Linked DNA regions of Mus musculus: region 1 is linked to region 2. Evidence: chromatin loops called from intact Hi-C (ENCODE). Cell type or tissue: heart. All regions are shown on one strand. Each heading gives the region's core, and the rest is flanking DNA. Links, peaks and the distances in the headings are about the cores only.

Region 1 (15,774 bases), core at 2,770-10,769, 53 kb after region 2:
AGAAGTCAAAACCGTACAATGGAAAAAAAGCATCTTCAAAAAATGGTGGGGGCTGGTGAGATGGCTCAGTGGATAAGAGCACCCGACTGCTCTTCCGAAGGTCCAGAGTTCAAATCCCAGCAACCACATGGTGGCTCACAACCATCTGTAACGAGATCTGACGCCCTCTTCTGGTGTGTCTGAAGACAGCTACACTGTACTTACATGTAATAAATAAATAAATCTTTAAAAAAAATGGTGCTGGTCTAACTGGATGTATGAATGAAGAAGAAAGGAATCAAATCCGTATCTATCATCCTTCACAAACTCAAGTTCAAGTGGTCCAAAGATACTATTAGCATAAAACCAGATTCACTGAATCTGATGGAAGAGAATAGACTTGAACATACTGGCACAGGAGTTAACTTCACAAACAGAACACCAATGGCTGTCACTAAGATCGACAATTAATAAATGGGACTCATGAAACTGCAAAGCTTCTATAAGGCAAAGGACACAATCAAAAGGACAAAACAGCAACCTTCAGAGTGGGAAAGGATTTTCACCAACTCTGCATCTGACAGAGGGCTAATATCCAATATGTATTATTTTCAAGAAATTAAACAACAAACCAAATAACCCAATTTAAAAATGGGGTACAGATCTAAAGAGAGAATTCTCCAGAGGATTCTCTATTGCCCAAGAAGCTCTTTAAAAATGGTCAACATCCTTAGTCACCAGGGAAATGCAAATTACAACAACTCAGATTTCATCTTACACCTGTCAGAATGGCTAAACTCAAACACTCAAGCCACAGCTCAAGCTGATGAAGATGTGAGCAAGGGTAACAGCCCTCTATTCCTGGTTTGAAGGCAAACTTATATAGTTCTTTGGAAATCAATTTGGTAGTTTCTCAGAAAACTGGGAATAGATTGACCTCAAGACCCAGCTATACCTCTCCTTGGCATATACACAAAAGATGTTCCACTATACCATAAGGACACGTGTTCCACTATGTTTGTAGCAGCTTTATTCGTAATAGCTAGAAACTAGAAACAACCTAGATGTCCCTCAACCAAAGAATGAGTAAAGAAAATATGGTATATTTACACAATAGAGTATTACTCAGTTATTAAAAATAACAACATCATGAAATTTTCAGGCAAATAGATAGAACTAGAAAAGCTCATCCTGAATGAGGTATCCCAAATGCAGAAAGACAAACATGGAATGTACTCACTTGTAAGTGGAAATTAGCTATAAAGAAAAACCATTCTACAACTTACACACCCAAAGAGGCTAAGTAAAAGGAGGGCTCAAGGGAGAGTGTGTGTAGAATCTCAGTGAGAAGGGAAATAGATTAGACATGGGAGTGGATGGAGGGAGAGAACTGGGTGGGAGAGGAGGCATGGGTGGAACAGGAGGAATGGGGAGGATGAAAGGAAAGAGTACTAGACAGGGCTAGGGGGCACATCTCTGGGATGAGCTAGAAACCTAGGACAATGGCAACTCCCAGGAAACTATGAGGGTGCCTGTAGCTAGGACTCCTAGCAATAGGGAATATGGAGACTGAATCAGCCATCTCCTGTAACCAGGCAAGACTTCTAATGGAGGGACTGGGACACCAATCCAGTCACAAAACCTTTGACCTACAATTTGTTCCTACACGATGTGCAGGGGTTAAAATAAGCAAAATTTGAGGGAAAGGGCAACCAATGACTGGCCCAGTTGAGTCCCATGCTATGAGCGGGAGGGCACCCCTGACACTGTTAATGTTATTCTGCTATACTAGCAGACAGGAGCCTAACTGCCATCAGAGAGGCTTCACCCAGCAACTGATGAACACTGATGCAGAGACCACAACCAAACGTTAAGCGCAGCTTGGGGAATTCTGTGGAAGAGGGGGAAGAAGGATTGAAGAGGGGTCCAGGACACCACAAGAAATCCTACAGAATCAACTAACGTGGACTCATAGAGAGGGAACTGCCAATCAGAGAACATGTATGGGAAGAACCTACACATGTAACAGTTGTACAGCTGGGTCACCATGTGGGACTCCTAAAGAAGGAGCAGGGGCTGTCTCTGAGTCTGTTGCCCGCCTTTGGATCGGTTTTTGGTTTCTGGGTTGCCTTGTCTAGCCTCAATAAAAGAGGCACCCAGTCGTATTGCAACGTTGTATGTCAAGGCTGGCTCATACCCATGGGAGGCCTCCTCTTTAAGGAGAAGGGAAGGAAGAGGATGGAGGAAAGGGGAAACTGATCAGGATGCAAAGTACATAAATAACTTTATAAAAAAATAACAGGCTAAAGGCAATTACGCTTAGGTTAACTTTAAGGTCTCTCTTACTGCTTAACATTTGTTGTACTCTATCAACACTGTAAAAATGACCAACACTTCCACCTATGTGACAAAGGTGACAGAGCTGAGATTTCTCTGGCAGAGTAAACAATACAACCCCACCACTGAGCAGCAAATGCTAGGAATCGCTTCCACTAAAACAACACTGCCTAGTTACCTGGATGACCAGAAACCTTTGACATAAGTTTCTGACAAGCATGAAGGAATATTAGAATTTCTAATGTTAGGGATGTCTAGAAAAATTAAGACAAGATATGGGTATCCAATGCAATGAAGATACAGAGACACTGTGTATGTGTTTATAACCACAGGCTGACATGGGGTGCCTTCCTCACGTGCTCTCCACCTTATTTTTGAGATTGGGTTTCTCACTGAACCTGGAACTCATGAATTTAACTGCACTGGCTGGCTAGCGAGGCTGAGATCCTCCTGTCTCTACCCACAACCCCACGCTGAGATTAAAGATGCACACCGCTTTACCTGGTTTTTACCTGGGTTCTGTGGAATAAGTCCTCAGGCTTGCATGGCAAGCACTTTCCTAACTCATCTCCCAATCCCAGAACTTTTGTTATCTTGTTTTTATAAAAACATATACTCTCAATTAACAGAATTGTCAACTGACTAACAAAGCTGCTGATTCACATCACACAAACTACATCCACCACTTGTACAACAGTATGGTAAATATATATGACATTATTTTGTTAATTTAGGTGTATGTGTCTTTGAAGCCAGAAAGGAGCATCAAACCCTTGGAACCGGAGTTCCAACTGTTTGTGAGTTATGAGTGCTGGGAACCAAACCCAGGTTCTCTGAGAGAGTACCAAATACTCTTAACTGCAGTTACTTTAGAAGTACCCTAATGGTAAACATTTTAAGTTTAAAACTGTAAATTATTTCCAAAGAGTGAAACTATAGAAAAAGGCCATCCCAACTAAATTACCACAAGAGCAAAAAACGAAAACACCTAGGCCATCATCAAATTGGGATTCATGAAATATACTGAAGTGTATGGGCCTCCTAAGTGAAATACTATGTAGTCAGTGAAAAGTAGACTTTTAGTTTTTTGTGATTTGGAAAGATTTCCAAGGTTCTAAAGTGAAAAGGAAACTCAGTTGCAAAAAAAAAAAAAAAAAAATAAACAAAACAATAAGCCTCATAGTAAATAAATAACAAAATAGGAATACATGTAACACCAAATGAGGAGCTATCCCCTCAACTATTTTATTTTTGACTATGTGTATATGCGTGAGTGTGTGCACTAGAGTGCAGAAGCCAGTAGAGGACAGATGACAAGTCAGTGTTGCACCTCTTGGGAGCTAGAGTTAGAGACGGTTACAGACCATTTGATGTCAGTGCTAGGAACCATGTTCAGGTCCTCTTCAGGAGTAGGATGAGTAAACTGGTGAGCCATCTCTCCAGGCCACCCCCTTCACCATTTTATATGCTGAAGATTAAGTAAGTGAAGTAATCCACTACTTACTAACGGCTGGGGAGATAGATGGCTTAGCAGGGAAGAGCATTTGCTTCTCTTGCAGAGGATCTTGGTCCTCATGGCAGCTCTTAACTGGCTATAAACCCTAGCCCAGGGAATCTTACATCCTCTTTTGGCCTCTGGTGCCCAGTGCCAATGGCAATCAGAAGAGGGCTAAAAATGCCTTAGAACAGTTACTGAGAGGTTGTGAGATGCCATGTGGGTGCTGGGGGCAAATCTGTGTCCTATGGAAGAGCAGCCAGTGCTCTTGATCACTAGGCCATTGCACTCACCCAACTTGGTCATTTTAAATACCGCAGCCTTGACTGGAGATGCCTCAGTAAGTAAAAGCATGGGCTTCCAAGCCTGAAAGCTCTGTTTGTTCTCTGGGACCCACATGGTGGACAGAGAGTACTGACTCTGGAAAGTTGTCTCCTGGCACACACAACCCCACACATACACATACAAAAAATTAAAGTGTAATAAAAATTACAAAAACAAATACTTTTTGTAAGTCACATATTCATATTACATATGACTATAAATGTCTGTGGCTCCAAACTACTGTATAAGTTCAAGTAAAAGAAAATGATTTGATATTGTAACTCAAGGGAATACACACATGTGGAGACACCAAGAGAGCACTGCAGTTTGATGCTAAAGGGATGGGCAGACTCTGAGTCATTGCTCTACTTTTACCTAAAGAATGTATCCACAGGTTATCAAAAAGAATATGAAGCAAGCATCCAGAAAACAACAGGAACTAAGGCACTTTGAGCTTCAGCCCTTTACAGATACCAATGCAGGACTGTAACAAAAGTACTTTGGTCTTGCCAGATACTGGTAACAGGAGGCTACCCATGCGTGGGAGTGCAGGCAGGCAAGCTTTCACACATGCACAGAACTCTCTGTCCCTTCAAGTGTTCTGTGAACCCAAAGCTTCTCTAAGAAGGGCTGGAGAGATGGCTCATAGGTTAAAGTGCACACTTGTAAAGGACTCAAGTTCAGTTCTCAGTAGCTTCAAAGGCTGTAAGTACAACTTCCAAAACAAACAAACAAACTCCACAACAGAACAAAATAAAAATTACAGTTCAGGAGAGAGAGAGAGGGCTCAACTCACCAAAACATTTTTATACCCAAGTCTGAGGACCTGAGTTTGATCCTGGTAATCTACATGGTAAAGGAAAAATTCTTGCAAGTTGCTTGCTGGCCTTCATAAGCTTACCGTGGTAGGTGTGCACACAGACACACAAAATCAATAAATATGAATAAAGCCAAAACAACTGTTCAACACGAGATCTAAAGGGGTTTCTGTTTGTTTTTAATTTGCATCTATCTTTGTGTCCCTGTGTGTAGCGGTCACAGATATCACAAGAGGGCTCTGGATCTCCTGGAGCTGGCATTATAGTGGGCTGATGTAGGTACTGGGAACGCAACTTCAGCCCTCTGCAAGAGCAGCACAGACTAGGCCTCTGGCTCTTGCTTTTAATCCCAATATTCCACAGGCAGAGCAGGCACAGGCCAGCCTAGTCAGGTCAGTCAGGGACAAACACAGAGACCATCTCAAAACAAGCAAGCAAGCAAATATTAATAGGAAGGAAGAACGGAAGGATGGACGAATGGACGGATGGATGGACAGTGGCCTGTGCTCCTACTCTCCAAGCATTACCCCAGTCCTCTAAAGGATTGGTTGCTTTGCTTTTGTTTTGTTTTGTGTTTTTTAATCCCCAATCCTATAATCTTTAAAACCATGAGGGCATCACCAATGTAAGAAAAAGAACTGGATTGCCTCTCAATTTCTGGAGAACAACAACAAACGTCAGAACAGGTAGTATTTTCAGAGGCAGACACTCAAACTCTAGTCCTGGAAAACTATGGAGCTAGTAAAGAGAACAGTGATTGTGGTGGATTGAGGAGCAGGTGTGACTGAAGCAAAGTCTTTCAAAGTGGTGGCAATGCATCATAGTGGCTGATGTCATTAGTAACGTGTCTAAAGACACACTATGCACAGTATCATAGGATTATGTGATTCCTGAAAGATAACTGCACGTTCACCTGTATCTCTACGGTGGGGGATGTTGATGATGGAGAAGCTGTCTATGTGTGGGACCAGGATGTATAGGATAGCTGTGGTTTAAAAGTCCTGTTAAAAAGTGAGACTTTGGGGCTGGTGGTGGTGTGGGGGGCTGGGGGAGATATCAAGATCCATGAGGACTGAACCAAGTAGCAAATGATACAAGTTCTGGTCACAGTTTAAGCATCCTTACCCTGCCCTAAGTATTAGTTCTCCATTACATCTCCAACACCTCCCACCTTTTGATGTAATGTTTTCAGTCTTAGAATCTTTTAAGTGCAAACAAAATGCTACTAGAACATATTGTGCGATGACAACAGAACAGAACAGTACAGAGCTGTCAACACCCTCCAGTAAACGAGACTAATTTCATAGGTTTTGAAAATGCCTTAAGGAATGTGTAAATAAAAATTTCCAGTAAAATGAAAGTCTGGATTTCAGTAAGAAACTGTAATAATGTCTGTAAGCAAGCCTATAATCTTTAAAACAACGATAGCATCATTAATAACAACAAAACAAAACAGAAAAATCTCCAGGAATCAGGTGAGATGTGTCTGAGGACATTAATAGTCCAAGCACTATGTCGAACTCTGGATGCCCACACACATAGACCATTTCAACTGGTCTATTCTATTCTATTCATCTCAACTCCATTCATTCTACGGTCTCGTCCTGAAGCCAGGAGGAAAGTACATTCCTGCACAGTGCGAGCAAGGTTAGTGGCCACCGAGCTTCCACGACAGAACCACAAGAAACTAAAACGGACGTTTTTTGTTGTTGTTGTTGTTGTTTTTTGTTTTGTTGTTGTTGTTGTTTTTAAGACAGAGCGGGGAACACTGTCATTTCCCGGGCAGCTCTTTAGGTACCCACTCGCGTTCGCTTGGGCAGTTGCCTTTGTGGTCAAGCGGTGACTAAGGAGGACTCCCATTCCCACAGGTAGAAACTTGGGTTCAGAAGTCACTAACTTCCGAGGGCACTGGAGTCTAGAGTACCCCAAAGCCCTCATCCCTGTCCCCCACCCCCATCCCCGTGGTCCCGCTGCGCTGGGTCTGGGCCTCTCGGCACCGGCGGCTCCGGCTCACAGCCCTTACCGCTGCGGGGCGACAGGCCCCAGGGTCGGCCGAGCAGGACGCTGAGGACCGGCAAGGCGCACGCGCATCGCACGGCGCGGGGTCTCGGGGCCCCAAGTGCGACGCGGCCGCCAGCCCCGCCGCGACGGGCGACGGCTTCCGCTCGTTCGCCTGCCGCCCGGCCCCGCCTCACTGCTCCGTTTTCCCCGCCGAATACTCACCACGCGATTATCCCGTTTCCCCATGGTGGCCGGCTGAAGGCGCGGGAAGCCGCCGAGGGAGCAGGCCCGAGAAGAAGCCGAAGCGGCCCGCCGCGAGTCCTCTTACCACCTCTATGCCCCGCCCAGAGAGCGGCGCCCCGCCAATCCGGGGAGACCGTATGCGCCACGGCGCCCCCTGGTGGTGCGGAGGACAGCCCGGCGCTAGCGACCGCCTGCGGTTCCCAGGAGCTGCAGCAGGATTCCTGTGACCCACTTAACCATTCCTGAGCAGGACCCACTCTGTAGTCAAATCGGTAACTCAGTTCCTGGGTATCCAATGCCCTCTTCTGACCTTTGTGGGTACCAGGCACACGCACTGCACACCTGTAGGCAAACACATAAAGTAAGTCTAATGGAAAAAATTGTCATAAAACTTAAAAAAATGAGTCTGGGACCAGTCAAATATAGTTAAGACATAATCCTTATCTTTAAGGGGTGTGTTTATTAACTCATAGGGGGAGATAAACACACACAGGTTAGACTTTACTGCTTTGGTGCTATGGGATTATCTGGATTGGACTTAAACTTCAGAAGTGGTCTAGACTCTAGAGACTAATTAATACACCATATTCTCTGACTATTCACAGGCTTAGAAAAAGTGACTTATGGATTCATGTCAACATGAATGCATCAGGAATAAAATCGATCAGAATCCTTTCTGAAATTTTAGAAAATGGAAATATGGGACTTTCATTATACTGAAGAAAATCCTTTAGCCTTTCCCCAGACCTCATGGATATGAGGTGAGGGGTGGGTGGGTAGACATCATGAGTTTGAGGCTATTTTGAGCAACAAAGTAAGTCCAAGTCTGATCTGGGTAACTTAGACATTGTGTAAAGTAAAATTCAAAGGGAAAAAGGCTGGTATATGCTGCAGGATATGTGATCACACTGTGAAACCTGAGATTGTATTATTTACTAAAAAACAGTTGTTTCTAGTTGTGGTATGACTCAGCACTTAGAACACAGTTTTAATCCCAAACAGTGAAGGTAAAGTTAGTTTGTAGAAGGAAGCACCCATATTTGAAAGTTATGTGTAATTGAGTGGCAGACAAAGTGATGAATCAGAGAACAACCTGACAAAATAGACTATATAGAATATGCCCAACTGTCAGGAGAGAGGCAGTGAAGCCACTTAGGAGAGCAGTGCAGAGAGAAAGCGAGGAGAGAGGCAGTTTTACTGAGATGGGTTGAAAAGAGAACAAGCTAGACACGGGTGAAGACAGAATGAGTCAGAGAGTGAGAAGGAGCCAGAAGATTAGAACAGGTTGCCAGAGTTAACTCGGGGCCAATCAGAGCAATTCAGTCAGAAAGTGAGAGAAGCCAGTTAGAACCAGTCAGCTTGGAGAGGAATTTGAGCCAGAACAGCTGAATTGAACCAGCCAGTCAGAGTTCAGAAAGAACAAGAGAGGGTGAATATTTTCAGCAGTAACTTATCAGAGCCTGTAAAACATTCTAGGCCTATATTAGATTGCACAGAGGCTTCCAGGACCAGGCCTAGGTTAGCAGACTGAGGCAGTAAGCCTCAGAGATGACATTTAATTTAGGGAAATAAAAGTTTACGAGTAACACCAGTGACAGTGATACAGCATTTACCTAGCATGTGCGAGGCCCTGCATGGAATCCAGTACCTCAAAGAAAATCTTCTTCTCGCTGACAGAGACTCTCTCCTTTCTCACCCTCTATTGTTGCAACAGATATTCCAATCTCCACTTTCTTTCTTAAAACGGTCCTGTATTAGTTTGGATGTAATTGGTCTCCATAGGCCCATAGGGAGTGGTGCTATTAGAAGGTGTGGCCTCGCTGGAGTGGGTGTGGTCTTGTTGGAGAAAGTGTCTCGATGGAGGCAGGCTTTGATGTCTCCGACTCCACTATGGCCAGTGACACAATTCTCCTTCTGCTGCCTGTGGATCAACATGTAGAACTCCCAGTTGCTTCTCTAGCACCATGTCTGCCTGTATGTCACCATGCTTCCTGCCATGATGATAATGGACAACCCCAATTAAACGTTGTTCTTTATAAGAATTGCCTTGGTCATGATGTCTGTTCACAGCAGTAAATCCCTAAGACAGTTCTCGAACTGTGTTGAATATAACCCATGGTGGTTCTTCTAGTACCACTCAGTGCTGATTGTTCTTGGGGAACCAGCTTCACTGCCCACCATGGACTTGGCCTCAAGGTTTTATTTCTGTTTCTCCTTCCTTATCCCTTACTTTCAACTAAAGGTGATGATTAACTACTTTTGCTTTGTACCCAATGCAGAGAGTCTGTGAGCAGTAGCCTATTCTTTCTTTGTGGCTCACTGACGATGCTGACAGTTGTCAGCCAGTGTTTCCAGAAGCCCAACTGGAGATGCCAGAGAAGATGGGGAGTTTTCCCTTTAGCTTCTCCTTGCTTTTACTTTCCTCATCTTTGGCTTGCTTGACACAATTCAACAGGAAGATTTGTGTTTCCTCTGGCTATCTTTAGCCATCAAGTGACCCAGTCCTAGAGCAGGTGTCTCAGTGGAGAACAGAGAAAGAGGAAAACTAGCCAGGACACAGGGGAGATGGTGAGAAAGGACGTCATAAAACCTACATCAATCCAAGTCTTTCCAGAACAAAATTCACAGTGACTCTGTGGGAAGACTAAAGAGATGCCTTTAGACACCACCTGCACATGTGATCAGCTAAGCAACACACTTCCTTCTAGCAGTGAATTTCACGCTGTCTCAAATGCCTAAGGCATAATCAAGAGATTGCATTTCATCTTTTAGATGAGAAGAATGGAGGGCAGGGAGAGCCAAGTTTTTTGCTTAGTGTCTCACGGTGACAAAGCAGAGCTGCTGAGCATTTGTACACAAGTGTGTCAAACGTGAAAATACATGTCTCCCTTACTGTCTCCCTTACATGTCTCCTCCCGCTGTCGCTATGGGGGAAAGGGAGGAGTGAAAACCTTGCATTTCAGGGAGACTGTGACCCTGGGCAGACTTCCTACTGAAGAGCTGAGAGGGAAGAGGGAAGAGCTTGGCTTAAAGGAGATAGACAGGGCCAAGTATGACAGCACGGGGTGATAGTGCTGAAAGGGCACATGAGGCTGGAGGCAAAAGGCGGCTTGTTTTATTGTACAGATGTGTTTTGAATAGGAGTAGATGCATAACTTCAAAAGAGCAAAACTGTAAATAACAGTAATAACTGTATCAATAACTCTCTTGGGTAGAGATGTTCCAAATGAGTGGCATTCACTAATTATAACTTGGGAAGTATACTAGATGATCGTCCCATACTGCTGAGTTATTTGTTGTATGGGTGCTTGAGAATTTGAATGGAAACAGATGTAGACACTTAATCTACAAACTCAAATGTCTGTTGTTTGGATGTATGTATTCTTAGCCTTCAGGGATAAGAGTGACACATTATATTTGATGATAATAGCCCCTGCAACAATTGTTCTTTTGTTGGAAGGCATCAAGTTTAATATTTATGACAAAGGAAACAGTTAAAGTATAGTACTCCCATGCAGTGACAAACATGCATGAGCTTTAAAAGTGAGATAGAGCTGTGTGTCTTGATATGGGGAAATGGCCATTACGTATTACTGGAGAAAAAGAAACTATAAAACATATATAGCCCATGACAGCATGGAGTAAATAAAACAATGTGTAAGGCTGGCTGGGTGGCTCAGTTGGTAAAGGCTTGCTGGGCAAGGATGAGGACTGGAGTTCAAATCCTCAGCACACACCCAATGTCACGCAGGAATAGTGGTCCACCAGCAAGCTCTGGAGGTGGAGATATGTTCTCCTAAGCAAGTTGGATAGCTAGACTAGCTGAATTGGTGAGCTTTGGGATCAAGTGAGAGACCCTGCCTCACATGTACCTACCCACAAATGTGCACGCACCCACATACATGTGAATGCACAGATGAACGTCACTCTGTCACACACACACACACACACACACACACACACATCAGTAAAAAGAAAACTTATTTGTTCATGTGGTCTGTAGTTTTATGTAGACTCAACACAAGTATAGTTATCAGAGAGGAGGGAGGCTCGATTGAGAAAGCCTGTAGGGTAATTTTTAAATTAGTCATTGATAGGGGAGGCCCAGCTCATCATGCATGGGGTTATCCCTGGGCTGGTGGTCCTGGGTTTTGTAAGAAAGCAGGCTGAGCAAGCCATGAGGAGCAAGCCAGTAAGCAGAATTCCTCCGTGGCCTCTCCATCAGCTCCTGCCTCCACGTCTCTGCCCTGTCTGAGTTCCTGCCTTGATTTCCTTTAATGGTAAACTATGTTGGGGAAGTGTAATCTAAATAAACTCTCTCCCTCAACCCAACTTGCTTTTTGGTCATGGTTTCATCAAACAATAGAAACCCTAAGAAAGGCAGTTCAGATTATGAACTACTTAGCCACAGATGGCCTGTATAAGTGACAATTCATATTGTTCAGTGTGTGTGTGTATGTGTGTGTGTGTGTGTGTGTATTCTTGAATATGTTTTGGCAATTTTCTGAAAATTCTCCACAAAGTTTTCCTGGTCAGTCCCTCAGAGTACTGTTAGTAATTCAATAAGTCAGACAGAGGAAGTGTTATCCTTCACAGGTTCTATTATTGTCTCAAGTATTCCACTGACTCTCCCTGGGGATCCACGCTTGCCATGTGTCTTCTGGATACAATTTTGCTCTGCGGCATTCCAGCAACGACGACATGTCATTGTGATCATCTGTGCTCCTGGTACTCACGTTCCTTACTGTACAATATCTGTAAAAGATTTACTCGTAAGGAATTCGTGCCCTTGAAAAGCAAGCAGTCGCTTTATTTAATTAGTTGCTCTTTTATAAGCTCAGGTTGAATTCTTTTGAATTCCCCCTCTAAAAGCAGGGGAAGTTAGCAAGAAAGTGAGTCAGAAAGGAGGGTTTCCCATGCCCATGAGCGCTTTAACTGAACCAATGCTGTAATTTTCCTCTTGTTCCATCCTTGTTGATGTGACTCATGAGCTATGAAAGTCACTGCTCAAATATTTCAGACTGGCCAAGACATCTTTACACTTATTAATTAAGTGTCCATTTTATCATGGCAGTGAACAAATAGCATTTTCCAGCCTGTAATGTAGTTTGAATTTTGACAACTGTGTATTCATGTAATCATGGCCACAACCAAGCAGAGAAAGATTTCCATCTGTCTAAATGCTCTCTGGTGCTCTTACACGATTAACTTCCTTCCCTGTCTTCCAGTCTGTGCAAACCACCAATCTGTTTTCTGTTGCTGTGGTTTTGCCTTTACAAGAACTTCATATAAGTGGGTAAGTGTTTGTGTTTATGTCTTTGTGTGTTTGAACGTGTGTGCATGTGTGTAGAAGCCAGAAGCTGACACTGGGTGTTTTCCTCTGTTCTTCTCCACCTTTTCTTTCTTTTCTCTCCTCTCCTCTCCTCTCCTCTCCTCTCCTCTCCTCTCCTCCTCCTCCTCCTCCTTCTTCTTCTTCTTCTTCTTCTTCTTCTTCTTCTTCGAGACAGGGTTTCCTATTGAACTTGGAATTCATGGATTCCGCTTGACTGGCTGGTCAGCAGGCTCTGAGGATGTTGTCACAACCTTGCCCTTCCCACACTGGAATTATAAACATGTCTGACTTTAAGTTTGTGTTGGGGACAGGCATCAAGTCTTCATGCTTGCTGAACAGGTACTTTAGCAAATGAGCCATCTTCCAAACAAACAAACAAACAAACAAACAAACAACCCTGTTTTATATTAATAGTTCTTCCTTTAAAAATGTATGTGTAGCTGGGCATGGTGGCGCACGCCTTTAATCCCAGCACTTGGGAGGCAGAGGCAGGCAGATTCCTGAGTTCGAGGCTAGCCTGGTCTTTTACAGAGTGAGTTCCAGGACAGCCAGGGCTATACAGGGAAACTCTGTCTTGAAAAACCAAAAAAAAAAAAAAAAAAAAAAAAAAAGTATGTGTAGGCAGCGAGTCTTTTGGGCATTGAGTTTAGGCAATCAGACTTAACATTATGAACACTGTTGATGTACACTGTTTACATTTTGTAGTAAATACTTAGATGTTGTATTGTTAGGTTGAGCTCTAAGTGTATCTCTGACCCCTGGTCTCTTTCTGAAGTGGCTGTATCACATGACACCATCATTGGTGAGAATTTGCTATTATACATATGTAACAACACTTTGTCAAGATTTTGTATTCTAGCCATGTGCGTAGTGAAGCTCCTTGTTTTAAATTACACTTGCTTAATGAAATGCAGGCCATCAGTGCAGGTACTCATTCATCTCATCTCCTTTGATAAAGAGTCATTTTAAATCTGCCCACTTAAAAAATTGAACTATCAAGAGGTCTGCTCACTGCCATGCGTCTTGAGGAAGACACACAGAGGCTCATCTGCAGAGTGGCCCAGCATCGGGAGCCACTGTGATGTGCAAGTATATGGTGGAGAGATGGGAGAAAGAGAAGCTGACTGGTTTGAGCACTATGAAGAGAGGCTGAACTGGAGACAGAGTGGAGAGGAGTAGTATGTTGTGAGTATCCTGTGTTGCCACCCGAGGCCATGCTGCCATGTCTGGGTCCGTGGTTAAAGAGCAGGAGGGGTCTGTGTTGATGTCCAGTGGCTCACATGACCACTAAATGCTTATGTTGGATGTCCGTGGTCTGGGCTGCCACCTGGGACCATGTTGATGTCCAAAGGCTGTGGAGAACTGGCTCCTCTCCTTACTGGCTGAAGTACTCAGGAGAGCTGGCCCCCAGTGCTCATCTGCCATGACTTGCTACGAGTTTGGGAGAGATGTCTTCCCCACCCCTCATCCCTAGATGCCTCTGGCAGGCAAGAGAACTGATCCCAAGGTCCTGAGAGAGACAGAGAGCCATTCCTGCCCCTCATTGGCTGCAGCACTTAGGAAAAACAGACCCTGCACCTCACCTGGGCAGCACAGTAGAGTTGACCCTGGTGATGAAGGCGCTCTTGAACTGGCCCCAGCATGTGAGAGCAGGACAGTTGGCTTCTCCCCTTGCCTGCTGTGGCATTGGGTTAACTAGCCTGGGCAGTACTAGAGAGCTCACCCTGGTGGTGTGGGTGTAGCAGAGCTGGCAGGCAGGCCCAGATCCAGGGCTTTGAGTTAGCCCACCCCAACATCTACCCCATCTGTGATCTGCTGGAGTTAGTGAAGGGGGCAGTCCTGCAGATCCAAAGCTGCAGGACCTCCATGACACAGGACAACAAGAGGGTATCTGAGACGAGCCCTGGTGAGGATTCAGTATTGATAGTATAGCAGAAGCCAGAGGCCTTGACCAGTGACTCATAGCAATGAATATTCACAAGTAAAGATTTGTGGACAAAAGGGTATACTGAGTGACACACTGTGATACACTACAGCTTCTATGACAAGATTAATAGTTCTTTCATAGTCTTATTTTTCAATGGTCTTTTGCAGGGAGGTTATAACAGAAGAGGGCTGATAAGAAGGAATGGGGAAATGAGTGGGACCAAGGTGCATGATGTGAAATTCACAAAGGATCAATAAAAAGTTAAAAAAAGAAAAATACATTAACACTCTGAATTCATGATTTATCAGAATATACTCTCCATTTTCCTGTCAACATGTGTTTCCTCTTTATTTTCTTAAATAGTTTCTTTCAAATTGCTTGTTTCAAAACTTGATAAAAGTGCCATTTACTAATGATTTATGTCCCATCTTGCAAATCTTTGCCAAATCCCAATCACATAGATGTTGTTTGTCCCCAAGGTTTATTATACCTTTAGCTCTTGTGTTTAAGTTTCTAGAACCCTGGGGATAGCAAAACTAAAAGGGATTTGAGTGGGAAAATTCACTGATTTGTTCAATAGTACTCACTCGGCACATACACACATTGTGTGTAAATTTAAAACCTAAAGGCAGAGCTCACCAGAAGAATATAGGTAGTTAGAGTCCAAGCAACTCTTGGAAGGATCCAGGATATATGTATCTTTTCTCTTCTGTCCACTGGCTTCCTGTGCTTGGTGCACATGAGAAGAAATAAGGCCAATGGAAGCTGGGATTCCCAGGTGACAAGCTAAGTGTATATGACTTTCACTATGGGTTGGGCCTTGATAGAGCAGCTGGTCTTCTGTGACTCATTCGCTCTTCTCCAGAGAATAGGGGTGGTGGTGCTTTGCCTGCCATTCCAAATGTAGTATCAGTGTAACAGGCTTCGTCTTCTTACGATTTATCTCTATCCATGTGCATGGCTGTTTTGCCTGACTGTATCTAAGTGCACGGCACGAGCGAAACTCCTGCTGGGGCCAGAAGGGGACAAGGGATCTTCCGGAGCAGTCGTGAGCTGTCACGTGGGTGCTTCCCAAGCACAGCAAGTGCTTGGCACTGCTGAGCCACCTCTCCAGCCCCCCTTGAAGTTTGATTTTAATTGGTTTTTCTTGGCCTGGGTGTATGTGTATGCCATATACATTTCAGTGCCTCTGGAGGGTGTTGGATCCCCCCAGCACTGGAGTTACAGACTCACCGGTGGGAGCTGCCTGACATGGGTGCTGGATTCTGAACTTGTGTCCTCTGGAAAAAACAGCAAGTGCTCCAGCCCCAACGAACTT
Region 2 (15,774 bases), core at 3,778-11,777:
AACTAACTCAGAATACATAGAGAAGCCCAGTGAAATCTATCAACTGATGCTTATATGTCTTTAACCTTACAGTAAGATAACACTTAGTTTTCCTTTACCAGTATTTCCCAGTCATCTGCTGAGAGAGGCTCCACTTCAACCTGTTGGCAAGATACCACATGGGAACAAGGCCTGAGAAACACCTGGAGAAATAAGAAATAAAATATTACTTTTGTAAGATTATCCTGTCTCTAGAAAATAAGTTATCTCTTTAGGTAATATTCTGTCTCACTGTCTCTGTCTCTCTCTGCCCCCTCCCCTTCTTCCATGTCTCAGATAGCAAATATTAAGTACTTATTCTTAGCTAGGCCTTGATATACTCAGTATTTTAGGAAAACAAAACCTTCCAAGAAAGAAGACTGGAGCTGTAGACAGTTGTGAGGTGCCGTATGGGTGCTGGGAATTAATGTGGGTTCTCTAGAATAGCAGCTCGTGCTCTTAACCACTGAGCCAGCTCTTCAGCCTCTCCTTCCTTTTTTGATAGATCTGACTACACTGCTAAGGCTGGCCTCGACCTCAAGATTCTCCTGCCTCAGCCTCTGGAGTAGCTGGAATACAGACACAAGTGATCACATATGACACACTCTGGGTAGGATGGGCCTGAGGAAACAGAGAGCACTTCCTGCCCACCAGGAAGTGAGTGCTCCCCAGCTAGCAAGGGGACTCGGGCATGTCCTTTGGGAGTCTTCCTAGTAGGATTACAAAGAGGAGTCTGCAGAAACGAAGGCAAATGAGAAGCACATGAGAAACAAGGACGACCGTTCAGAGATCTAATCAAGACATCAGAATCCACCCTAGGAAGCTGATCCTGCCCAGAGCTGTTGCCACTGGACTGTGCTAGAAAATCCTGGGTAAAGATAGGTTGGCAAAGCAAGGCACTGGTGACTTCTAAGGTCATTTTCCTGTTAAAAATGGAAGCCTCTAAGGGCTGGGGAGACAGCCCAGTCTGCACTTGCCACGTGTGTGTGAGGAGATCTGAGTTTGGACTCAGAGTACTCACACAGTAAAAGCCGAAAGAAATGGCTCCTATAATCCCAGCACTGAGGAGGTTCTCAAGGCTCACTGGACAGACAGGCTCAGTAAATTATCAGGCTCTAGGTTCAGTGAAAGACCCTGTCTCAATAACTAGGGTGGGCAGGCTGGAGAGATGGCTTAACAGCTAAGAGAAAATGGATTCCTGCACGTTCTCTTCCGACCTCCAAGCATGGCTTCTGACCTCTTCCTGGCCCCACTACTCTCCATCCCCATCCCACCACACACACACACACACACACACACACATACACACACACACACACACTAAATAATAAAACCGTTGTGACAAGAACTAAAATGAAGTTCTAAAATAAGGAGAAATCCCACACTCAAAAGAAAAAATTTCTCAAAGAATTGACTAGAAAACGAGCAACTAGAATACAAAGTCATGTGGGAGACGTGTTAAACACTGACTTAACAAACTATAGTCAGTTTGAATATCTTGGCCTGGTTATAAGAGCATACGAATGACCTCACCTTAGGATGTGACATTGAAAAGAAGTGACTTCTGTCACACATTGCACTTACCTGATCTCCGCTTGAGAGTCCAAGTTTCTGGCCAACTTGTCTATTAATTTCTGCCACATTTTCACTTTGATCATTAAAATGCCTGCCTTCCACCCAGCTCAGGTAGGTAGGCTGGTGATCGCTGGCCACTTCTATAGCTTGATTCTATTTATCCAAACAATGAGAGAGAAAAGGGGGTGATAAGTTTTTATGATTTTTTTTCCTCGATGGATCCAGATAAGCAACTGTTATAACTAATAAAACAAAAAAAAAGTGTTAGAGGGAGTTAAATCATTCTTATTCACATTTGTAATTTAAAAAACAATAATTTTTTTTCTTTTTTCTTTCTTTTTTTTTCCTTTCTTTCTTTCTTTTTTTCTTTTTTCTTTTTTTGGTTTTTCGAGATAGGGTATCTCTGTATAGCCCTGGCTGTCCTGGAACTCACTTTGTAGACTAGGCTGGCCTTGAACTCAGAAATCCGCCTGCCTCTGCCTCTGCCTCCCAAGTGCTGGGATTAAAGGCGAGTGCCACCATGCCCGGCTTATTTTTTTTAAAGATTTATTTATTTATTTATTTATGACATGTAAGTACACTGTAGCTGTCTTCAGACACTCCAGAAGAGGGTGCCAGATCTCATTATGGATGGTTGTGAGCCACCATGTGGTTGCTGGGATTTGAACTCAGGACCTTCGGGAAGAGCAGTCAGTGCTCTTAATCCCTGAGCCATCTCACCAGCCCAACAATAATTATTTTAAACATAAAAAAACCCAATATATTCACTATCCAAAAAACCAATATGTTCATAGTCTTATGTCAGCCTTATGGATTGATTCTGAAAGACTCCGAAAGGCTTCAGGACAATAGTGGACACCCAAGAACTCACGATAGACCGAGCTTGTTGCAAACTACATGAGGCTTTATTCAGGGAAAGCCAGAGCTCTGGGGACGACTCATATCCCACGCAGGGGTAGAGGAGTTGACCTCGAGGGGAAAGAGGTCCCAGTTTTTATAGGCCCTCAGAGGGGAAAGGAGAAGGGGGAGAGTAAGGGATTTCCAGATCTAAACAATGTCTATTCTGAAGAAATGGGTATGGGAGGGGTACAAGGAAAGAGTCTGGTGCAGGTGTAGCAACTCAGGATTGGCCCGGCTGTGGTTGCTGGGGAGATTTTCTGACTCTTTCTCATCAACCAATATCACAAACACCTGGCAATGGGCTTCATCAGTGGGCACACACATGAGTCAAGGAACGGTCAAAACATTGGCAGACACACAGGTTCAAGGAGTGGCCAGAGCATTGTGTGCCTCTATTTTTCTAAATCAGTGAAGCTAGTTCTGCTAACAGTGACATCTATCTTGCCAATTTCAGGGCTTCTGTGACCTTTTACATTCTGTCAGGATCTTTCAATTCAAGGGATTCATAATTCCAAATGCCACAGGTAGTTGGATGAACTTACACAGGCTTTCAGTATGCATAGAACACACTGAAAAAGAAACATATACATCCAGGAAAAGTGCTTATATATATTTAATAAAATAATTAAAATATAAAGATATAAAACAACACAGTTTAGACTTTTGAAACTCCTATCAGCTGGGGTATTTAATCTTTTACTGATCAATAGATTTATTTAAAAGGTAATAAATACACATGGTAAAAGTAGAAAAATTAAAGAAGGTAAAGGCGGAGCCATGCTCCTAGAGGGAGCTCCTGTTAGTGACTTCCTGAAAATATTGTATTATGTAGTTCCTTAATGATTTTTAAAGTTCATAAAACTGGCTGGGCGTGGTGGTACACGTCTTTAATCCCAGCACTTGGGAGGCAGAAGCAGGCTAGTCTCTATGAGTTCAAAGCCAGCCTAGTCTGCAGAGTGAGCTCATGCCAGCCAAGGCTATACAGTAAGACTCTGTCTCAAAACCCACAATGAACAAGTAAACAAAGGTCATGAGACTATAGAAGCACAGTCTAAAGCGGCCAGAGACGGTTCTGTGATGGAGAGAGAGCACTACTTGCACTTTAAGCCTACTGGGGATCCAGCACATGCATGTAATTAAAAATAAGTCCTTAAAATTAGAAATCTATTAGACCAGCAAAACATGAAAATAACAGAATCTGTAGCTTGTGCTGAGAGCTAAAGGACCAAAGCCTTCTATGGTTTCAGACGTGTACTGTCAGGGATGATCTGCAGCTTTCATCCTAGCACTGGGGAGGCTGAGGCAGGAGGGTTGTGATTTAAAACAAAACCAAAACAATTATCTGCCCAGGAACCTTGGGAAATATGTGCACTTGGAGGGAGACACAATCACATGAACTATTCTGTATGCTTCTTGCTAGCCTTTTTCAGTCAATGATTCATGCGTTTACATGTTATGGCCAGGATGTCATATGCTTTCCCCATCTGCCATTACATCACAAGCACTCCACACACTTACCACTTCTAAGAAACATCAGCAAGCACCTTGATGGAGAGTCCTGAAGACTTGTTATCTCAGGAAGCCTACGTGTTATGAAATTCATTTCGAAATAAATTCACTAACCTTAAAATAGTGAAGCCAAACTCTCTCATTTATATCAAATTTCAGCATTCCATGTTTCTTAGAACAAATAGCAAAGAATACAGGAGTCTTAGGCAACACGGCTCTCAAACACGCTCACTAGTAAACTTCTGTACATAAGAAAGTTCTCCTTTAATCCCAGCACAGGCAGGGAGATCTCTGAGGTCCAGCCTGGTCTACCCAGTGGGTGCCAGGACAGCCAGGGCTACACAGAGAAACCCTGTCTGGAAAGAACAAAATACAAAACAAAAGCCACTGTTTGTCCTTTAGCTGCATAATTCTTCTCACAGTTTCCAAGCAATGATGCAACTGTTTCTGCTGGCAAAGCTCAATTCAACTAAGCAGTTTGACAAAGCAAAAGCAAGCCCTGGTTTTGGAGTCAGAAGTCCTGGGCCACTGTCTAGGTTTCAAGGGCAAAGGTAACAGAGCCCCAGGCACTTTTTAGGTGGTTTCATAAGTTGCTGATACAACTCAGTGCCCTCTATTTCGTAAGAAAGCTTTAAAACCAGAGACATACATTAAAGAAAGAAATATAAAGTACATCATGAAATGTCTAAAATATCTATCTACTAGGCTACTGGGAAAGCAAAAGAAAAAAAAACAACTTTATCAGACAAGAAAAACATTTCAGTCATTTGGTTTTGGTCAAAATGTAGTTACTAGCTGCAGTGTCATGAGCTGCACTCAGTGAGGTTTGGCAAACTAATGTTCTAAGCTGATTTGTACCTTGGTTTCCATTAGAACCACAGAAGCCTTCCGATAGATGGAAGTCATAGAACAGAACCCCTTAGGAACCTAATCAAGAAGTGCACTGATTGTTGACGTTGGCCCACACTGTGTTATCAACATCACCACAGAAGAAACAATCAGGTGAATCTATACATTCAAACGCCTCAGGTGTGCCTAGGTCTAAGGCCTGGGCTATCTCTTGCTAACACAAGGAAACGACAAGTCTGCACACTTGTCATCACCTTCTGGGTGAGGTGTAGATCCATTTTCTGCACTTGGTGTCAGTAGGAATCCCTTCTCTGTTGCAATCACAGCATATGCTGAGCTTAAAATATACAGAGGGTGACTGAGCAGCGGTTCTTACCTGAGAGTGGCTGTGTCCCTCAAGGACATGGGTTGAGGTGTTAACAATGGGAGACACCACCCATGACTAGTCAACAGGGGTCATGATGGCCTTAAGTATCTTACAAACCAGGCATGGTGGCTCACATCTTTAATCCCAATGCTCAGGAGGTGGAAGCTGGTGGGCCTCTGTGAGTTTAAAGCCAGCCTGATCAACATAAAGAGTTCCAAGCCAGCCAGGGCTATATAATCAGACCCTACAATAATAGAAAACCGACCAAGAAGTAAGGGGTTGACCAGTATGACTGAGAACTTCTAAGTTAAATATCTACTTGGTACACCCAGTCCTTAAATAAGGACTTGAATGAACAAAGGAAGACATGTTTGAAACAAGATAGTATGTAACAAATGAAACATACACAGCCATGGGCAACCACAGAGTTGTGGGGGAGAAGGACTATACCATTGTTAAAGACCTGGGTTTATATGAAAGGAAGGAGACTTTGGTGAGAGTGGGCATAGAACCAGCAAAGGAGCAGAGTCAGGTGAGAAACAGTGGCAGGCTAGTGGAGCTGACACAGGGCAGACAAGAGCACACGTTAGCTTCCTGAAAATGAACTCTGCCTCAGACAATTCTAAATAACCTAGATAACTCAGGTCCTTTCACTGTTAACCTTTCATGTTCTATAGCCTCGGCTCTCAACTCTGTGCATGTAAGTTACCTGAAGATTTATTACGTCTTTTAAAAGTTGATTCCTCATAGATTCTGGTTCAGTAAGTTTGCGGAACAACCAGACTATTTGGATTCTGAAAACCCTGAGGTAAATCAGATAAAGGTCACTGTTGTAACTCTTCCTCCCACTAACTTCGTATCCCTGTTACATATTTAGGACTTCAGGTCAAATGAGATGATTCCCAACACACGAACCTTTCTGCTTTCATACTTATCTATGCTTCTGGGCCAATTTGTCTTGGATAGTTTCTTGGGTTTTTGTTTTATTTTGTTTTGTTTTTCGAGACAGGGTTTCTCTGTAGCCCTGGCTGTCCTGGAACTCACTTTGTAGACCAGGCTGGCCTCGAACTCAGAAATCCACCTGCCTCTGCCTCCTGAGTGCTGGGATTAAAGGTGTGAGCCACCACTACCAGGAGGATAGTTTCTTGTTAATGTGTTTCAAACTAAGCTATCTGAGAGGAGGGAATGTCAACTAAGAAAATATCTCCATAAGATGCAGCGGCAGGCAAGCATGTACGGCATTTTCTTAATTGGTGACTGATGGGGTAGGGCCAGCCAATGGTGGGTGGTAACACCCCTAGTAGCCCTGGGTTCTATAAGAAAGCAGGCTGAGCAAGCCATTAGGAACAAGCCAGTAAGCAGCAGCCCTCCATGACCTCTGCACACACTCCTGCCTCCAGTTTCCTGTCCTGCCTGACTTCTTATCCTGGTTTCCTTTAATGATGGACTACAATGTGACGTGTAAGTCAAATAAACCTTTTCCTCCCCAGCATACTTTGGGTCACAGTGTTTCATCGCAGCAGTAGAAACCCTGACTAAGACAATTATTTTGGGAATTCTAAATAACCAAAAATGAAAATGATCCATAAGCAACAACACTTTACAGTTTCAGCAAAACATAGCTGTCACTTTAAATTTCTAAAAGTTGAGTTCAAAAGTTAATCATGGTGAGCAGTTATATAAGTTATGGTCAGTTTATGGTATCATACCAAGTAATTGCTAAAAGCAATGACCTCTCAACAAAAGTCATATTAATACTACACAAAACCAGGACAGGAAGCTGGGCGTGGTGGCGCACGCCTTTAATCCCAGCACTCGGGAGGCAGAGGCAGGCGGATTTCTGAGTTCGAGGCCAGCCTGGTCTACAAAGTGAGTTCCAGGACAGACAGGGCTACACAGAAAAACCCTGTCTCGAAAAAAACAAACAAAACAAAACAAAACAAAACAAAAAACCAGGACAGGAAACCTCATGTGTATCTAGCTCCACCTTTCTATAAACAATAAAGATTAGATATAAGCATGCAAGACTTAATCCAAATGCTTAGTATTTTACTTCTTCACTTCTCAAATAATAATAAAAATAATAATAAAGACCAAGACTATGTAATTCCTAAACAGTGATGAATCCAAGGAAGCAACAACATGTCAGGTTCAAATTCTTAGCGACCATAAGGAAGCATTTTTCTAAACTCATGGGGTGGTAAGCTTAATTTGAGATTTGAAAATACACTGAAAAATCCCCATCAGAAATGACAGGGAATAATGATCCAAGCTGGGATTTGGTAACAGTGAATGATTCCTTTCAGTCACCAGAAAGCAAACCAGAGAGTTAGAGAATATTTGGTGGAGATAAACTAACAGTAAGAATGGTTCTGATGAAATTGGTGTGTTCTGATAGGTGGACTGTAAAAGCAAGATAAATGTAGCAAAGAGGAAATAAAGGTAGAATACTTGAAGTCATTTCAAACTCTTGTATATTTTTTTTATGACCCAGTGTTCAGGTACCATGCATCTAGGATTTTAGATTTCAAATACTCTAACCCCATGAATACACTCAAACTAAGAGAGTCTATTTCTGCTCACTCTTAGGAAAATATGGATGCTGTATTTCCACCGATGGTTAATAGCCTTGAAACACCATAATGACAGAATCCAGACAGCTCGCTGAGGTCCAAGTAATCCTAGCTACCGAGGTGAAAGTGTGGGGTGTGAATAATTCCATCACCTTGTCACCCCGCCCCACCTCCCTCGCCGCACATATTCTTGCTATGTTCGAAGTCCTCCGGAGCAGGGAGAGCTATCTATCCTTTTATTAACCTTTCGCACAGGTTGGAAACCTTGGTAATCTACAAACCAAGTCTGCCACTCAACACCTCTATCGCTGCACCGGCAACTCGTTGGCAGGATAATGCTTTAGCAACCTGTAAGCAAACCTGTAAGAGCTCTCTAGAACTTTCCATCCTTGAGTGAGGGCCGCTTCTGACTGCTGGGGCAGAACCCTTGCATGCTCAGCTTGCTTTAACCGAGTTAAAGGGGTGCACTAGGAATTCCACGGTAGGGTCTGAGGATACACTAGCCGTGGTGTGGATGCACACGCTGCCACTCCACGCCATGCCCGCAGGGGGCCCTCGCTCACGCCTCAGCTCGGGGTCGGTGGCAGACGATGTCCCTGCAGGAAAAGGTGTCAGCTGACCCTAGTCCCACGAGACGTCAGTGGTGTCCGCGTCCCGCCAGCGCGTTACCTGCAGCAGGTGAAGCTGGGCCACGAGGCGCCGCGGCAGATGCAGGAAGCAGTCCCGAGCATTCGTGAAGGCCACCGTCACGACCGCCCCACCAGACCCCGCACCCGCTAAGCGATCGCTGCTCCACATTGTCCCAAGGTTCAACTCTCACCGGAGAGCGGAGTCCACCGGCTTCTCGTCAGGTGAGAGCGTCGGAACCCGAGAACATCGATCAGGCCCGCCCCCCTCTTCCCACGCCCGGCCGCTGTCACCCTCGGGCCACCTCCGAAGCTCTAGGGGGCGGCACGTCGCTCGTCGAATTCTCGCTCTCAGGAGATGATCGTCGATGGGGTCGATCCTTCAGCCAATCCTAGCACGCCTGGTCCATCCTGCTCTCTTATTGGACTCAGAGGAGCGCGGCTGGCGGATGTTGTTCTGGCGCGGGGGACTAGAGCCGGCAAGATGGCATCCAGTGACGGGAAACCTGGTGGCGTATTCGATCACCACGTCCAGACGGCTGTGTGTGACTCGCGGGCCAAATACCGGGAGGGCCGACGCCCTCGCGCGGTCAAGGTAGAGTGACTCGGATTCTTCTCTCCCCTCGGCAGGGACACTAAATTCCTGTGAGCACTAGCTCCCCAAGGCCTGCCTCCATAAAGGCATGGCAGGGATGTTGTGAGATCCATCTCTAAGTGGAGGGGGCACGAAGAACCCGGGCCCCGGTACCAAAGGTTATCACTACCCTCGGTTAGCTGCTTACCAAACCTCCAACCCACTATTTTTAGCTTTGTATCCTATGTGTTTACAATAGCGCTTCTCACAGGGCAAGCCCAGGGTGAGTGAGTGTTCAGTGGCTGTTTACATTAACCTCTCTGGAGTCAGCTTTTGGAAAAGACGTCTGTTAAGTGGTTTAGTCAGATACCCTTATGTGGAGTGTGGTAGTCTTTAGGCAGAAGAGTGACAGTTTAGTGTGTATGTTTTGCAGACCGGATTGTTTCTTGTTTTCAAAGCTCCATTTAAAAGGGGGTGGGAGGACCGATTTGCCATAGGCTTGTTTGAAGAGTACATTTAACGAGGTCTCCTTTGACTTTAGGTATATACAATCAATTTGGAGTCTCAGTACTTACTAATACAAGGAGTTCCTGCAGTGGGAGCCATGAAGGAATTAGTTGAGCGTTTTGCTCTGTATGGTGCGATTGAACAGTATAACGCTCTAGATGAATACCCAGCGGAAGATTTTACAGAAGTTTATCTCATTAAATTTGTGAAATTACAGAGTGCAAGGTATGTACAAGTTAAGCAGAACTCCTGTTAAAATCTTATTCCTGTTGCTGTCATTTTGGCCCCAACTGTTTCCCAAATGTACCCAAAGCACAGAAGCACTTCTTGCTCTCAGTCTTCCTGATTGGGGGGAGGAGGGGAGGGGACAGGGTTTATTTGGATAGCCTTAGCTGTGCTAGAATTAGTTCTGTAGACCAGGCTGGCCTTGAACTCAAAGATCCCTTTGCCTTTGCCTCTGACTCTCGAGTGCTGGGTTTAAAGGTATGCACCACTCCACCTCGCCTTCCAGTTTGTTTTTCACCAGGCCTCACATCTGCGACTTAATCACTCTAACAGTGAGTGACATCCCAGCTCTTCCTTCAAGCTTTTAAAAGGCTGACTTTACAACAATACTCTTCCCATCCTCTCATACCTGTGCTTGGCAAATTTTGAACCTGTAGTGTGGTAGATTAAGAATTACGTTTGAAGTAAATTATCAGTCCTGTGGATTCATGACTGTGGAGAATTTTAGTCCTCCAAGCAAATTTTTGTTCTTTTCCTAAAATCCATATGGCAAAAAGGACTACTTCTTGAGGTTCACTGAGCAAGGATGAAATGGGACAATTTATGTAAAGGGAGTAGACTGGTACCTCCTATTAAGAGGAAATAGTAGAGCCGGGCAGAGGTGGCACATGCCTGTAATCCTAGCACCAGGGAGGCAGAAGCAGGTGGACCTCTTGAGGTGGAGCCAGCCTTGTCTACAGAGTGAGTTCCAGGAGAGCCAGGGCTACACAGAGAAAACCCTGTTTCCAAAAAACAAGCAAACAAACAAAAAGTAACTATTAGTAATGACAGTTCTTATTTGTATAGTTCTATGTTAATCAACTTTGTATTCCAATAAGGAATGCTTTATTTTATGTTAACCCCTTTTGGCGGGGGGGGGGGGGGGTGCATGTGTGTGCATATTCCTGTGTGTGTATGTGTGTGTGTGTGTATGTGAGTGAACACTAGCCTGAAACTGGCTGTGTAGACCAGCTGACCTAGAACTCAAAACTTCCTCCAGACTCTGCCTACCCATCTCCACCAGGTTCAAAGGCTTGTGTGCACTACAGTGTACTCTATCCTATTTTTTGAGGTTGGGCCCCTCCCTCACTGAGCTCATTGGCTAGATTGGTGACTGTCAAACTCAGTGATCCTTCTATCTCTACCCTGTGAGCACTGGAATTACAGGCACAGTGCGGTGCCTGGCTTTCACGTGCATGCCAGGGGTCTGAGCCAAGGCACTCCAGCAAGGGCTTTTCCACCGGAGCAGCCTTCCTAGCTCATGTTAGCCATTTTTTCATTTTAATCACTAACCTTATCTAAACCATATCTTTTTCTGGCTTTTGCTATTCATAAACTTTTTTTTTTTTTTTGGTATGGAAAAAGACTTCAAATCCCCTGGAGCTGAAGTTACAGGTGGTTGTGAACCACCCAAGATGGATGCTGGGATTTGACTCTGCTCTTCTCAAAGATCAGCAAGTGCTCTTTTCGCCCACCAGATTCTCTCTCCAGCCCCTATATTATCTCTTTTGTGTGCTACTAACAGTCTACCACAAATCACTTGATTTCAAAAGGCCATGTGTCTTTTCTCATCAGCTGGCCAACTCTTCATAGTCTAGAAAGCATATTCTCTAGAGCCCCGTATCTCCACAGACTCTGATACAGTTGGCTGTGGAGTCAAGACATCTGAATTGAATCCTAGTTTTATAAATGAATGTATAAATATGATCCAGAATTTCCTGGTGCCTTGGTTTCATCATGAGATGGTTATGAGATACCAATTTAAGTGACACACTTGTGGCTTTGCATGGGGTAATAGCTCAATAAACATTAGTGATTATCTGTAGATACAGAAGTACTTAATTACTACAGTGCTCGACTCAGCATAAGTGTTCAGTATTTCTTATTTTAAACATTATTTATTTCTCTTTATGTGTATGTGGTATGGTTATGTGAACTTTTATGCCCTATGCATTCAGGCCCCTGCAGAGCAGACGGGGGCATTTTCCCCTGAGACTGGAGTTACAGACAGTTGTGAAGTTGCCAGGCTGGGAACAACCTGGACCCTCTGGGAGAGCAGCAGTGCTCTTCACCCCTTAGCTATAGCTCTCCAGCCCCAGAAGGAACACACTCTTTATCTTTGCACTGATTAGTTGTTCTGTATTCAATATTTTCATTTATTCATATATGTGTATCTAGGAGGGCATGCCATGGCTTGTGTACAAGAGATAGTTCTTTCCTACCGTGTGAGTTCCAGAGACTGAACTCAGGTCACCAGTCTTGGTGACAAGCCCAAAGTTACACATTTTACTCAAGTTCTGTAACTCAGGCTAACCAGTAGGATCCCAAGTTAGTTAAAAAAAACAAAAAGCCTAGGTAAGTGTGTCCAGCTTAGCTGAAAACGTATTCCATTATTAGGAGAGGGAAAGGGAAGACTCATTTCTTGGTGCTGGAGAGATGTCTCAGTGCTTAAGATAGCTTGCTGCTCTTCCAGAGAATTGGAGTTCATGTCTAGCACCCTTATCAGGTGGCTCACAGCAGCCTATAGCTCCGCTGGATCTAATGGCCTCTTCAGGTCTCTGTGGGCACCTGGCCCCTGGCCCCATATGTATAAACACACTTACATAAAAATAAACAAACAGATAAATCTTTTTCTTAAAGAGTACTTTCTGGGTCAGTGGAGTCATTCAAAAAACCAAGCATCTTTCCCAGGATTCCCAACACATACGTACGTACACACCCTTTGCTTCTTAAAACAAACTATGCATCATTTGTTAATCTTTTATCTTAGGTAAATCTTTATTTTAAATGCCATGGCCGGAGAGATGTCTCAGCGATAAGAGCATATACTACTTCTCTACAGGACCTGAGTCATCCCATCAACCAGGCCAAGTGTCTAACTCTAGCTCCAGGCTAGAGCCTCCAAACATACTTATACATAACTAAAAATAATTTAAAAAAATAAATTTTTCTGGATGCAGTGGTGTATGCTTTTAATCCTAGCACTTGGGAGCCAGAGGCAGGCCTCTGAATTTGAGGCCACCCTGATCTACAGAGTAAGTTTCAGAACAGCCAGATCTATATAGTGAGGCCCTGTCTTGGGGTTGGGGTGGGTGGTGGAGCCATGCATCTGGGGGCTGGAGAGATGACTCAAAAGCTAAGAGCACTTATTGCTATTCCCGAGGACTCAGATTTGGAGTGTGGTTCCCAGCACCCAGGTCAGGGGACTCAACTGTCTGAAACTCCAGTCCCAGGGAATCTATCACCTCTGGCTTCCTCAGGCAACTGTACTCATGTACACACACCCACATACAGACACACACACAGAAATAAAAGTAGTAAAAATAATTGTGTTTTTAAGCAATATAACTTATGCATTTCTTTAGAGTTCTCTTGATGTTATGTATTTCTTTCTTTCTAGGGTAGCTAAGAAAAAGATGGATGAACAGAGCTTCTTTGGAGGGTTACTTCATGTGTGCTACGCTCCAGAATTTGAGACAGTTGAAGAAACTAGAAAAAAATTACAAGAAAGAAAGGCTTATATTACAAGAGTTACTAAAAACCAAGGTATGGAAAGTGTGTGTTAACACCTCCTGTGTATCAGGCACTGCTAGGAATGTGTGTCACTGTGGAATTCCTGCCCAGTCACAGTCTTTGCTCTGTGCACCCCTGTAGAATCTCGGCTGGGAAGGGAGAGGTGTTGCTTCATTGAGATTGCCTCTGGGATGTGAGAGATAGTTGAATAGTAGTAAATGGTATTCAGAAGTGGGGTTAAAAGGATGGCAAGGTAAGGCAGGCTACATGTCAAACACTTAGACAGATGAATCGCCACCATACGTCTAAGGAGCTGCAAGTCCTACAGAGTAACCAAGGTCCCGAGGTTTTAGTGAGTGAGATTAGGAAAGTAGACAGGCAACAAATCATGGAACTTGTGGCCAGGCTTTAACATTAAGGCAGCAAGAAGCAGTTATGGTTTACAGACTGGTTCTACATGCTGCTCATCATGGGAAACTTCCAGTTGTTATAGTTGGGTGGCCCACATGTCCATCTGAGTTTCTCTTGGCACAAGGATGAAGTAAACATGGTTCTAGTAGGATACCCTGGAACTGTAGAAGCTTTCTATGCAATGGCGTGGAGACTCTAAGATTACAGTTAGTGGAAAATGTAAAAATATAAGTTTTATTGTCTCTCAAGTGGCTCCAGAGGAAGAGTGAGGCGTTCTAGAGTGCTGAGGAGGCGAAGCCTGGTGGTAGCCTGGGATCTTTCCGAAAGCCTTGAAGTCTTCCCGGTGCAGTCCCTGCTCTAGAAGTACCGTTTCGGGAGTAGAGGGCCTTAGCATAGTAAGGTTTGTTTTTAGAATCTCAAGATTCTGAATGATCAAAGTGATTAATGAACGATTTCTTTCCCTTAACTTTTAAAACTTGACTTTTAAGATTGTTACATGGCGAAGAAGAAACCAGTTCCAGAGCAGAAAGGAACAAAAGATTCTAGACAAGGTTTCCATCCACCTATGCCTGGATTTGGTACAGCTGCTTTAAACACATCTCCTGAGAGTCCTCCAGAGAACTCGAGTTCTTGTCTTCCTTATTCTTGTGAATTCCCTTTAAGCTGTTTTGCTTCCAAGAGCACATGTTCACGTGGGGAACATGTGGACAGAGTATCAGACTCCTGTAATAGTGCTAGGAACCATGGTGAACTGTCTAGGCATCGTGACCACAGTGCCTTTTCACCAAAGCTGCAGATGAACACTTACAAAAACTCCGTCCCTTGCTCTAGTGTGCAAGAGGCCATTGCTACCTCACAGGCAGTTGGCAGGTTCATGCCTAGGACAACACAGCTGCAGGAGAGGAAACGGCGGCGAGACTGTGATCGAGAACTGGGAACTCTGCTTGAGACACACACAAGCAGTAACGAGGTTTTGATTGGACCTAAGTTACCAGGTATCCCCACAGTAGATCTGCAGGACGACTCCTTGAATACAACGGCAACCTTAATTCGGAGGAAACTTAAAGAGGTGAGGTCTTTTTTTTTTTTCTTTTTTTTTTTTTAAATTGAGATAATTTAATTGAGAGACCAACACTTGATAGGAAATTATTTGGAGGAACTAAAACTTTGTAATTATTTGGTTTTGTTGTATTTTCCTACCTTTATTTTCCAAAATAACAAATTTGATCAATATCTGATTTGACAGTCTTTTTTTAAAGATATATTTATTTATTTTATATGTATGTGAGTACACTGTCACTCCCTTCAGACACACCAGAGAGGGCATTGGATCCCATTACAGATGGTTGTGAGCCACCATGTGGTTGGTGGGATTTGAACTCAGGACCTCTGGAAGAGCAATCAGTGCTCTTAACCACTGAGCCATCTCTCCAGCCCCCTTTGACAGTCATTCTTGGTTTAACAGTGAACAAATACATTTTATGTCAGTATAGGTAAAAAAATGCTAAATGTTCCAGTCAGTCATATTATAACAGTTGATTCCAGAAATTGTCTCGCCTCCCTTCCCTATTTAAAGCTAGCTCCCTAGGTAGTAATAGCATAAGTCAAAATTGACAGATATAATTATTTCTCTTAAAGTCAGTTACTGCAGATTACATCAGAGTCAAAATACTTTTATGATAAATATTCATAAAAGGAATGATTTTGATTAACTAATTAATCATGTAATTAATTTTGTTGGGAACAGCACTCAGGGACGTGTGTTAGGCAAACGCTCCATCCCTGCCACACCCCCAGCCCACAGAGATTTCTAAAGACTGAGTCTGTGGTTGCCAGCACTCTACTGCTTATGTGGGAACCTCGAAGCTCTGAACGAGTTGGAGATGAGATTGTCTTTCCCCCATTATTTACATCATTAGTTTTCATTTCCTAAACACACAAGAAAGCTAACAGTTGGAGTAGCTTGTGAAAGCTTCCTTTTTGTGGAGTGGAGATGGACCTTGAAATCGTACATGGAGGGCCAGGAGCATTTTCTTTTTCATTTCAGCGAGCCCTGCTCACGCGGGCGCTCCTGCTCTGCAGTGTGAC

The links. Hi-C counts contacts between places; a loop is a spot of excess contacts. Peaks named below come from ENCODE experiments on the same cell type or tissue, not always from the same donor. Only the 100,000 strongest peaks of a DNase experiment are listed, where the experiment ranks them.
Region 1: it touches region 2 in a loop (5-fold over the local background); 7 of 42 quality-filtered maps call a loop at or near these places.

The regions. Positions count from the first base shown.
Region 1 is chr5:3,535,350-3,551,123 of GRCm38, reverse strand. Fam133b (family with sequence similarity 133, member B) reads right to left here and starts at 7,291. Exons shown (of 11, transcript NM_001042501.1): 1 at 7,177-7,291. The coding sequence starts at 7,200. In heart, for the core only: no CTCF peak of the experiment used is centred there; a DNase peak (open chromatin) is centred at 7,303; H3K4me3 peaks cover 1,610 bases; H3K27ac peaks cover 1,049 bases.
Region 2 is chr5:3,589,204-3,604,977 of GRCm38, reverse strand. It overlaps Rbm48 (RNA binding motif protein 48), which reads left to right and starts at 8,431. Exons shown (of 5, transcript NM_172991.4): 1 at 8,431-9,012; 2 at 9,533-9,723; 3 at 13,163-13,308; 4 at 14,175-14,755. The coding sequence starts at 8,776. Pex1 (peroxisomal biogenesis factor 1) reads right to left here and starts at 8,912. Exons shown (of 24, transcript NM_001293806.1): 1 at 8,461-8,912; 2 at 1,603-1,746; 3 at 99-182. The coding sequence starts at 8,589. In heart, for the core only: a CTCF peak has its summit at 8,342; DNase peaks (open chromatin) are centred at 8,417 and 8,807; H3K4me3 peaks cover 2,513 bases; H3K27ac peaks cover 1,774 bases.